Linked DNA regions of Homo sapiens: region 1 is linked to region 2. Evidence: read pairs that join two places in POLR2A ChIA-PET (ENCODE). Cell type or tissue: B cell. All regions are shown on one strand. Links, peaks and the distances in the headings refer to the core of each region. The heading gives the core; the rest is flanking DNA. Region 1 overlaps LOC105373195 (a long non-coding RNA gene). Region 2 holds the start of WDR45 (WD repeat domain 45).

Region 1 (5,371 bases), core at 92-5,091, 59 kb after region 2:
GCAAACTGAAGACCAGACAGTAGAAAGAATCAAGAAAAATGAACACAGCATCAGAGAAATATGGGACACCATTAGGTGCACCAACACACAAGTAACAGCAATAGCAGCAGAAGTGGAGACATGCGAGATGAAAGGGGAACATTAAGCATACATACATACATACATACATACATACATACATACATAAAAGAAGTGAAGACAGGAAGTATCATGGCTGCGAGTAGCTGGGGCCTGTGTTGCAAGCAGTAAAGGAATTTACCAAGACAGTCGTAGGTAAAGAAAAGCAGATTTGGCTCAGCGTGGTGGCTCACGCCTGTAATCCCAGCACTTTGGGAGGCCGAGGCAGGAGGATCATGAGGTCAGGAGATTGAGACCATCCTGGCTAACACGGTGAAACCCCATCTCTACTAAAAATACAAAAAAAAAAATTAGCTGGGTGTGGTGGTGGGTGCCTGTAGTCCCAGCTACTCGGGAGGCTGAGGCAGGGGAATGGCGTGAACCCAGGAGGCAGAGCTTGCAGTGAGCCAGGATCGGGCCACTGCACTCCAGCCTGGGCGACAGAGCAAGACTCTGTCTCAAAAAAAAGAAAATAAAAGAAAAGAAAAACAAATTTAGGCCAGGCACAGTGGCTCACATCTGTAATCCCAGCACACTGGGAGGCCTAGGTGGGTGGATCATTTGAGGTCAGGAGTTTGAGACCAGCCTGGCCACCATGGTGAAACCCCATCTCTACTAAAAATACAAAAATTAGCCAGGCATGGTGGTGCATGCCTGAAATACCAGCTACTTGGGAGGCTGAGACAGGTGAATCGCCTGAACCCAGGAGACGGAGGTTGCAGTGAGCCAAGATTGCGCCACTGTACTCCAGCCTTGGCAACAGAGGGAGACGCCGTCCCCCCCAAAAAAATTTAAAAAAATAAAAAATAAAAAAGTCTGGGCATGGTGGCTCATGCCTGTAATCCCAGCACTTTGGGAGGCTGAGGTGGGAGGATCACCTGAGGTCAGGAGTTTGAGACCAGCCTGACCAACATGGAGAAACCCTGTCTCTATTTAAAAAAATACAAAATTAATCCCAGCTACTTGGGAGGCTGAGGCAGGAGAATTGCTTGAACCTGGGAGGCAGAGTTTGCGGCGAGCCAACATCACGCCATTGTACTACAGCCTGGGCAACAACAGCTAAACTCTGTCTCAAAAAAAAAAAAAAAAAAGAAAAAAAGGAAAAAAGAAAAGCAGATTTGTTAGAGAAAGTATGAAGATACATTGCAGGGTACAACAGGCAGCAGAGAAGGGGCTGTCTGCCAAGAGGCGGGGGCTGGAGGTTCATGCTGGAGGGGCCTACCTGGTGGAATGAGGTCATTGTGCCAGCAGGTTGTTTGTGATTAGCCATCTCTCAGAACAATTGTTCATTGTTCTCCCCATCCTGGGGCCCTTCCTGAACTAGGGCCCCTTCCTTGTTACTTAGTTATCAGGACTAAACAGGAAGGAACAGAAAAAAATATCCAAAGAAATAACAGCTAAAAACTTCCCACATTTGATGGAGAAACTTGTTTTTTTTTTTTTTTTTTTTTTTTGAGATGGGGTCTCACTCTGTCACCCAGGCTGGGGTGCAGTGGCTCAACACAACTCACTGCAGCCTCAACCTCCCAGACTCAAGCGATCCTCCCACCTCAGCCTCCGAAGTAGATGAGACTACAGGCACACACCACCATGCCCAGGTTTTTAAAAAAATTATTATTTGTAGAGATGTGGTCTTGCTATGCCCAGGGTGGTCTTAAACTCCTGGGCTCAAGGGATCTTCCATCCTAGGCCTCTCAACCTGTTGGGATTACAGGCATGAGCCACCATGCCCAGCCTGATGGAGAAACTTTCTTTATTCTTTTTTTTTCAGATGGAGTCTCCCTCTGTCAACCAGACTGGAGTGCAGTGGCTCGATCTCAGCTCACTGCAACCTCCACCTCCCTGGTTCAAGTGATTCTCCTGCCCCAGCCTCCTGAGCAGCTGGGATTACAGGTGCCCACAACCATGCTAAGCTAATTTTTGTCTTTCTTTCTTTCTTTCTTTCTTCCCTTTTTTTTTTTTTTTTTTTTGAGACGAAGTCTCGCTCTGTTGCCCAAGCTGGAGTGCAGTGGCGTGATCTCAGCTCACTGCAACCTTCACTTCCCGGGTTCAAGCAATTCTCTGCCTCAGCCTCCCGAGTAGCTGGGATTACAGGTGCCCACCACCACTCCCAGCTAGTTTTTGTAGTTTTTACTACAGATGGGGTTTCACCATATTAGCCAGGCTGGTCTCAAACTCCTGGCCTCAGGTGATCTACCCGCCTTGGCCTCCCAAAATGCTGGGATTACAGGCGTGAACCACTGTGCCTGGCCTTTTTTTTTTTTTTTTTTTTTTTTGAGACGGAGTTTCACTCTTGTTGCCCAGGCTGGAGGGCAATGGCGCAATCTCGGCTCACTGTAACCTCTGCCTCCTGGGTTCAAGCGATTCTCCTGCCTCAGCCTCCTGAGTAGCTGGGATTACAGGCATGTACCACCATGCCTGGCTAATTTTGTATTTTTAGTAAAGACAGGGTTTCACCATGTTGGTCAGGCTGCTCTTGAACTCCTGACCTGAAGTGATCTGCCCACCTAAGCCTCCCAAAGTACTAGGACTATAGGCATGAGTCACCACGTGGGTCCCTGATGGAGAAATTTTAATCTACACATCCAAGAAGTTCAATGAACAAGTAAGATAAATGCAAAGAGGTCCACACCTAGTGTAGGATCCCTGAGTTCCTCCTCCTTTCTTTTTGTGTTCTGACCTAAAATCACAGAGTGCTTTGGCCATTCTTCCACCCAGCGAGCTGCAGGTTTTTCTCAGCAGGCTTGAACCCAAACCAAGGCCTTGAACATTCCCAGGCACTGATAAAGGTATCTGGGTTGTTGCCCAAGCACTGAAAGAAACTGACCCTAGCCCTGAACAAATTCCTTAAAGCCTCATATAAACTCCATACCGTGACCCTTTGGCTGTGGACATACCTAAGTAGAACACCCCTTTTCTCTCATTGTCCCTCATAAGGACAGAGTGCTGTCTCTAGGAATCGATGGAACTGGACTGGATCCCTGAGTAAATATTTTAGTCCAAGGGGAGGTCCACAAGCGATCTGTCTCTGCAGCACTCTGTATGTAAATTCCCCCAATATGCATTTTGGGCTTATCGCCCTGGCATTTAGTGCTTCTGTTTTTGGAATCCCAACTCATCCCATCTCAGGATCATTTTGTAGCAGGACGAGCCGCAGACAGAACCCCTCAGACACTGGGTTAAAGAAGGAAGAGGCTTTATTCGGCCAGGAGCATCGGCAGGCTTGCGTCTCAAGAACTGAGTCCCAGAGAAAGAGTTCTTGGCCCTTTTAAGGGCTTACAGCTCTAAGGGGTCCACATGAAAGGGTCGTGATAGATTGAACAAGCATGGGGTACATGGCTAGGTGGGGGTGGTGAGCAAGGCAAGTGTTTCTCCATACCATTGTCTGTGATCTATAGATAGCACAAGCGGTTAGGGTGTGGGTTAATCTTTAACCTACGGGCCTGGCCAGTGGTGCTGATCAGTCTGTTATTTTTTCAGTTTTTACTTCCTCCTTTTCTTTGGAGATAGGGGACAGTAGGAGAAATGGCCTCTCTCCTCATTCCCCCCTTTGAGAACCTCACTCACTAGTGGGAGTTCTCATTATCATCCTCACTATCTAGATCTTCCTGTGAGACAGATCAATAGTGATTCATGTAGTATACTTGTGCTGAGGTCTTTTGATGAACTAAGGTGATAACGAAGCTTCTTAGTAACTGGAGAAATATGGGTAACATACAGGGGAGTAACATGCAGGTTCCTAACACCATTATCATTCCTATTATAAGAGTTTTAAATCCTCCTAGAGCTGGAAGCCATTTTCCAAACAGGGATCCAGGATCAAACCTATGCCAAACCTGCATGGGTACATGTGCCAGCTTTGTCATGTCTCTAACTATATTTTTGACTACTTGTCCTTGATCATCTCTTTGCAGACAGCACTTGGTCAAGTTGAATTTTTCACAGACTCCTCCTTCAGCTGCCAGCAAATAGTCTAAGGCCAATCTATTCTGATAGATGGCATTTCTCATTTGGGTTTCCTGCTGGGCTAAAAGAGTTAAAGCTCTGCCAGTTTCACTAGTGATTATTTCTAAGATGGCCTGTAACCGTATGATCCAGTTGAGCATGTAGATGGGGGTATGGTATCCCTATGAGTCGTCTTGTGCCCATGTGGCAGGCCTATAGTACTGTATGATCCTTTCGGGGCACCACTCATCATCTTTCCAATTTGCTATAGCTATGCTCCTCTTTTCTTGGGAGGCATAGACAGGGAAACCTAGGAGGTCACCTGTTTTTATGGGCAGTAGGAAAAAGGATGGCTTAATGGTGCCAATGACACAACTACCTGCCCATTGATCAGGTAACTGAGTGTAGGCTCTGTGCCTACATATCCAGTATAGTCCAGCGGGAGCCATCCAGTCTTGATGAGATTGTGGATGGGCCTAAGCAGTCTGTAATTTAGGAAATTTACTGAAGGGATTATTTTCAGTATGGTTTAGACCCCACCAGGTGACTGTCCCTGTGTCCCTGTTATGCTTTTATACAGCTTCTGTCCTAGACAATTGAGCCTTCCTACAGGGATGGTGAAGTCTTTTCCTTTTCTAGGTATGCAGTATTGTCCATTAATAGAGGTTTTCAAGACCCAAAAGTTGCTAGTTTGGGCCTTCTGGACTGGAATTATGTCAGGAACTGGATCAGTAGGCACTAATTCTTGGGTTTCCCAAGGCCATCAGTCTCCCATAGTGGTTCCCTCACATACATAACAGGAAGTAACATTGAGGGAATGAGCTACATATTCTGCTAACTGGAGAAACAAGTTCTTTGTCCTTTTTTGTGGAAGCTCTGGTGCTGGCAGATTCAGCTCATCATAAAAGGTCTGAAACACTGGTTTGGAAGATCGCTTGTGGACCTCCCCTTGGACTAAAATATTTACTCAGGGATCCAGTCCAGTTCCATCGATTCCTAGAGTTACATACTCTCCTGTTTTCCAGCAGGGATCAAGGGGATTGGTAATTAGTAGTTCAATGGGTTACAGTGACCACTAGTGCAGGAAGAGTTACTCTTTCCTTTTTGAAGGCGGACAGGGTCCTTCTCATCTTTTTTTCCAGGTGGCCTAAATGACACAGGACCAGTAACTACATTCATCACTTCACAGTCCTAATTCATGACAAACATACTTATTTTCTACTATATAGCCCCTTTCCCAATCTAGAGAGCCACATCTTATTCTATTTCCATATGGGTCACTGTTGATTGCTGCACAGGCATCAAATTT
Region 2 (5,340 bases), core at 1-5,000:
CAAGCTGTAGGCCTCCTCTCTGTGTGACTCTGAAGTACTCTGACGTCTTCATCTGCCAGTACCTTGGGGTGCCTGTGGGAGGCCAGGAATCCGAGAAATCTGGGCCAAAGGGCAGGATGAGGGCACTTACCTGAGATCTCTGAGAACTTGGGACTACTACCACCGCCCACCAAGGCCAGAAGGTTGGAGCGGTGCAGCATCTCCACCAAGCCCATGCTGCCCACCTGCTCGTGGTCTGGACAGGGACCAGGGTGTCAGTGGAGGTGGGAGCCAACGCCCAGCCCAGCTCTTCTGCCCATTGCCCCTCCCCTGCCAACAGCTCACCCAGATGCCCCTTCTCCATCAAGGGCTCCACGTTGTAGATGCGCACACCTGTCTCCATGGCGCAGCAAAAGCAGCCTGGGGGATGGAAGGAATCCAGACTGCCTTAAAGAATGCCCAGGTAGGAAGCTGGGGGCCCATGGCCCACTTCTGACCCCTCTTTTCCTCGCTTCCTCCCACAAGGGTACAGGCCCAATCCTCTCTCACTTTGGTCTTGGTTGAAACGCAGGCTGGTCACTCCTCGAAGTGGCTGTTGAGTCATGGTGCAGGATTGTTCCTCTGCATACAAATGGGATAAAGATGAGAAGAGTCCTGGAATCTCCCCTCCAAGTTCTGCCTCACCTGATTTCCTCCTCCTACTCTGCTAACTACTGACTCTGGAGTGACTGCAAAAAAGATAAAAACAGGCCAGGCGTGGTGGCTTATGCCTGTAATCCCAGCACTTTGGGAGGCCAAGGCGGGTGGATCACCTGAGGTCAGGAGTTTGAGATCAGCCTGGCTAACATGGTGAAATCCCGTCTCTAATAAAAATACAAAAGTTAGCCGGGTGTGGTGGGGGGCACCTATAATCCCAGCTACTCAGGAGGCTGAGGCAGGAGAATTGCTTGAACCCGAGAGGCTGAGATGGCAGTGAGCCGAAATCGAGCCATTGCATTCCAGCCTGGGTGACAGAGCGAGACTCCGTCTCGGGGGGAAGAAAAAGATAAAAACAGAGAGTCCCAGGGTCTCTGCTCTAAGCTCCCAAGATCCCAAACAACATGGCCAGGAACCCTCCTTCTTTCAGGTTTGGCAAGCTCCAGGCCCACACTGACGTGGACCCCACACCTCCTCTTTACATGCTGGCCCTCACTGACTTGTCAGGAAGTAATGTGATAGGGGGTGCCCCCGTGATATCTCCTCCCCACCGCCAGCCAATCTTGATCCCAATGCCAGACATGGCCTGGAACCACTCCCAACCCATTTCTCATCTTCAAACCTGACCTAGCACCGGACTCTCTCAATAAATAGACAAAAGTGGGCTAGGAGATGCACTTCTTGTACCTCCCTGACTTGGCCCTGGGACTGCTATGCTTGGTCTGCCATCCCCAGGAACTCCTCTGCTCATACCCTTCTAACTGTACCCCAACCTATTTGACCACCCCAGAGTCCTCTCACACCTTTCCCCCTCAACCGGCTTCCCCAAACTCCTTCAGGATGCCTACCTTGGGATGACCCCTTCTCATGCCTTGGTAACTACCCTTCAGGGCCAGCCTAGACATTCCCTTAGATTGGCTTATGCCCTGGGGACTCTACCCTAGGATTCCCCCTAGCACTCTAAATTTTCCACCCCTGGGACATCTCCTTCCTTGTGTTCTGCTGTCCTTGACTACAACATAACCTGGCCTGGACCCAACCCCAGGAACCCCCCCCATCCTCCTAAGATTCCCCCTCTAGACCCCTATCCAAGACCCCGCCCCAGGGCACCCTTGCCTTCTAAGACCCTTGCCCAAAACAAACCACCCAAAACTCCTACCTAGGAGAACCTCAACCCCTAAGATGCCTGCGCAGTCCCCTACTAAGATTACTGCCATAGAGCCCCCAACTTCCCTTCAAATCCTCAACTCCCCAATAACTCTGGCCAGACATACTCCCTCCCCCATCCTCCAAGAGTCCAAATCTCCTTCCTTTCTTTCAGTTACACCCTCCACTGGAATGCCTCATGCTCTTTCTTTGGACAGCTCTGCCTTAGAGTTATTCTCTGGACAGCTCCAACTTTCAACACCCCTTTTTTGCACCTCCATTCCAAGACTCTGTCCGGGATGCCTCGCCCCTCTCCCAAGACCAGCCGCATGCTCCTTCCAACGCCAGCACCCACTCAAGACCTCTGCCTTAGACCCCTACTCGAAAGACTTCCAGCCTCCCCCAGACCCAACCAACCCTGGGATCGTGCTCCAGCTTCCTGCCGCCTTCACCGGCCTGACCTCCGCGTGTCCCTGACCCGGGCCCCAGCTGTCGGTGCCGCCCGCGGCCCGGTTTTCTGACCTCCCGGGCCTTGGAGCCCGGCTCGGGTGTTTACATCAGGCCCTACTTCCGGGGGAGGGAGCCTGTCGCAGGAAATGACTCACCCCAGCTGGAAAAAGGCGGCCACCGCCTTCCTCGCCTAGTTCCCGGGTCTTCGGAGCATCGCGAGTGACAGTGGGGTTCTCCGGGGAGGGCGCGGGGAGCGGAGGAAGGTTGGCTGGGGGACCGGAGGCGAAGGGGGTTCCTCAAGGCCGAGACTGTCTGAGGGAACCCGGAAGGGTGGGGAGAGAGAGCGTGCCTTGCCCCCAGCAAAGCGAAACCGGCCAAGCCCTCAGCCCCTTGGTCACCCACAATGGGGGAGTAAACCTTCCCTGCTAACAAGACGCGGACCTCCGCGGCGGCCGAGAGTAGCCGCCCCGGTTCGCAACACACAGTCCTCCCAGGCTTCCAGAGGGGCGGCGCTGGGGGTTACAGGCGGGGGCGGACCTGGAGACCTTGAAAGTGGAGAAACCTCCTTGGCTCCGGGAAGCCAAGGAACAGATTTCGCTTTCTTTCTCCCCACCCTGTCCCCCCAACCCCGCCAGCTCTGAGTTTTGTCTTTTGTGTTTTGTTTAGTTTTGTTTTCTGAGACAGAGTCTCGCTCTGTCTCCCAGGCTGGAGTGCAGTGGCGCGATCTCGGCTCACTGCAACCTCCGCCTCCCGGGTTCAAACGGTTATCCTGCCTCAGCCTCCGGAGTAGCTGGGACTGCAGGCGTGCGCCACCACGCCCATCTAATTTTTGTATTTTTAGTAGAGACGGGGTTTCACCATGTTGGTCAGGCTGGTCTCGAACTCTTGACCTCAGGTTATCCACCCACCTCGGCCTCCCAAAGTGCTGGGATTACAGGCTTAAGCTACCACGCCCGGCCTCTGCTTTTATTTTTACAAAATACAAAATAGCTTTTTGATAGTAAAAGGTATGAATGCTTTGGGTTAAAAAAAAAAAAAAAAAGAGGTCCTACCTATGATAAAGCTTTTAAAAAAAGGCCCCAAATTATATGCATACTGGAAGGAATTTTTTTTTTTTTTTTTTTTTTTGATTAACAGAGTTTGGCTCTTTTTGCCCAGGCTGGAGTGCAATTAGCGCGATCTTGGCTCACCACAACCTCCGCCTCCCGGGTTCAAGGGATTCTTCTGCCTCAGCCTCCCCAGCCTCCCAAGTAGCTGGGATTACAGGCATGTGCCACCACGCCCAGCTAATTTTGTATTTTTAGTAGAGACCGGGTTTCTCCCTGTTGATCAGTCTGGTCTTGAACTCCTGACCTCAGGTGATCCGCCTGCCTCGGCCCCCCAAAGTGTTGGGATTACAGGCGTGAGCCACTGCGCCCGGCTGGAAGGATTTTTAATTAAACTTTACATTAAGAAATAATAAATAGGCTGGGCGCGGTGGCTCACGCCTGTAATCCCAGCACTTTGGGAGGCCGAAGCAGGCAGATCATGAGGTCAGGAGTTCGAGATCAGCCTGGCCAGCATGGTGAAACCCCCTCTCTACTAAAAATACAAAAAGTTAGCCAGGCATGGTGGTGCGTGCCTGTAGTCCCAGCTACTCGGGAGGCTGAGGCAGGAGAATCACTTGAAGCCAGGAGGAGGAGGTTGCAGTGAGCAGAGATCGCACCACTGCACTCCAGCCTGGGTAATAGAGTGAGACTCTGTCTCGAAAAAAAAAAAAAAAGCCGGGCGTGGTGACACGCGCCTGTAATCCTAGCTACTGGGGAGGCTGAGGCAGGAGAACCACTTAAACCTAGGAGGCGGAGGTTGCAGCAAGCCCAGATCCTGCCATTGCACTCCAGCCTGGGAGACGAGCGAAATTCCCGTCTCAAAAAAAAAGGGCTGGGCATGGTGGTGCATGCCTGTAATCCCAGCAATTTGGGAGGCCGAGGCAGGTGGATTGCCTGAGCTCAGGGGTTTGAGACCACCCTGGGTAACACGGTGAAACCTCCTCTCTACTAAAATACAAAAAATTAGCCGGGCGTGGTGGCGGGCACCTGTAAGTCCCCTACTTGGGAGGCTGAGGCAGGAGAATCATTGGAACCCAGAAGGCAGAGGTTGCAGTGAGCCAAGATCGCGCCACTGCACTCCAGCCTGGGCAACAGAGGGAAACCCTGTCTCCAAAAAAAAAAAAAAAAAAAGAATATTCTTGAAAAAAAAGAAATATGCTTTTTGCAGTGGCAGTATCATAGCCAATGAGGTTTAGCCAAGGTGTGGATATTGCTAATTGGAAACTTCCCAATACCCCGCCCCGAAGACTTGCAATATAGTCGGCATTGGCAATTTTTGACAGTCTATGAAGACTGAATATTAAAGAAAAAATACAGAGAAATCTCATACTTTTAATACAATCAGGGTTTCACATTGATGAAATCCCCCCTTTACTTTTTTTGAAGTATTGTTTTGATGCTTCTGTTTTTTCATATATTAATATATAAGAACATCTTTTTAACTCATCCTTTTTAACTGGTTCATGATATTATGTAGCATTGTTCAGCCCTTCCCCAACTGATGGCTGCCTAGGTTGTTTCAGATACTGTGTCGTCAATTCCCATGTATATATTTACTTGTGAATTTTGGCCCTATATACTCCCCTTGGCATGATTCCATTACTGTGCTCCTCAACAAGGCCAATCATCTGGCTTTCTTCAGACTCCACTTCCTCATGTCCCAGACCATATTCAACTCAATTCAATTTGGTGTTTGTCACTCCTGTGTCTTTGGGACTGCTCTTAACCAGACCACTGATGAATAATAATCTTGCCAAACCAGCAATCACTTCTCTGCCCTCTCCTGTGACTTTCTAGTGAAACCCACAATTTCTTCCTCTCACTCTCTTGGTTTTTCTTTTTCTTTCTTTCTTTTTTTTTAAGATGGAGTCTCACTCTGTCACCTAGGCTGGACTGCAGTGGCACGATCTCGGCTCACTGCAACCTCTGCTTCCTGGGTTCAAGTGATTCTCCTGCCTTAGCCTCCTGAGTAACTGAGATT

Evidence for each region. ChIA-PET counts read pairs that join two places held together with the same protein. Peaks named below come from ENCODE experiments on the same cell type or tissue, not always from the same donor. Only the 100,000 strongest peaks of a DNase experiment are listed, where the experiment ranks them.
Region 1: POLR2A ChIA-PET joins it to region 2 with 12 read pairs; 6 of 35 experiments call an interaction of 5 or more read pairs at or near these places.

What each region holds. Positions count from the first base shown.
Region 1 is chrX:49,136,309-49,141,679 of GRCh38, forward strand. It overlaps LOC105373195 (a long non-coding RNA gene), which reads right to left. Exons shown (of 3, transcript XR_007068230.1): 3 at 3,297-5,371. Among named protein-coding and RNA genes, the nearest start is that of GPKOW, 15 kb to the left of the region's middle. In B cell, for the core only: no CTCF peak of the experiment used is centred there; no DNase peak of the experiment used is centred there.
Region 2 is chrX:49,077,513-49,082,852 of GRCh38, forward strand. WDR45 (WD repeat domain 45) reads right to left here and starts at 2,375. Exons shown (of 11, transcript NM_001029896.2): 1 at 2,239-2,375; 2 at 529-600; 3 at 325-399; 4 at 131-235. The coding sequence starts at 583. It also overlaps the pseudogene RNU4-52P. RefSeq lists enhancers at 1-876, 2,326-2,826, 2,538-2,832 and silencers at 2,538-2,832, 3,075-3,144. In B cell, for the core only: no CTCF peak of the experiment used is centred there; a DNase peak (open chromatin) is centred at 2,579; H3K4me3 peaks cover 1,739 bases; H3K27ac peaks cover 2,289 bases.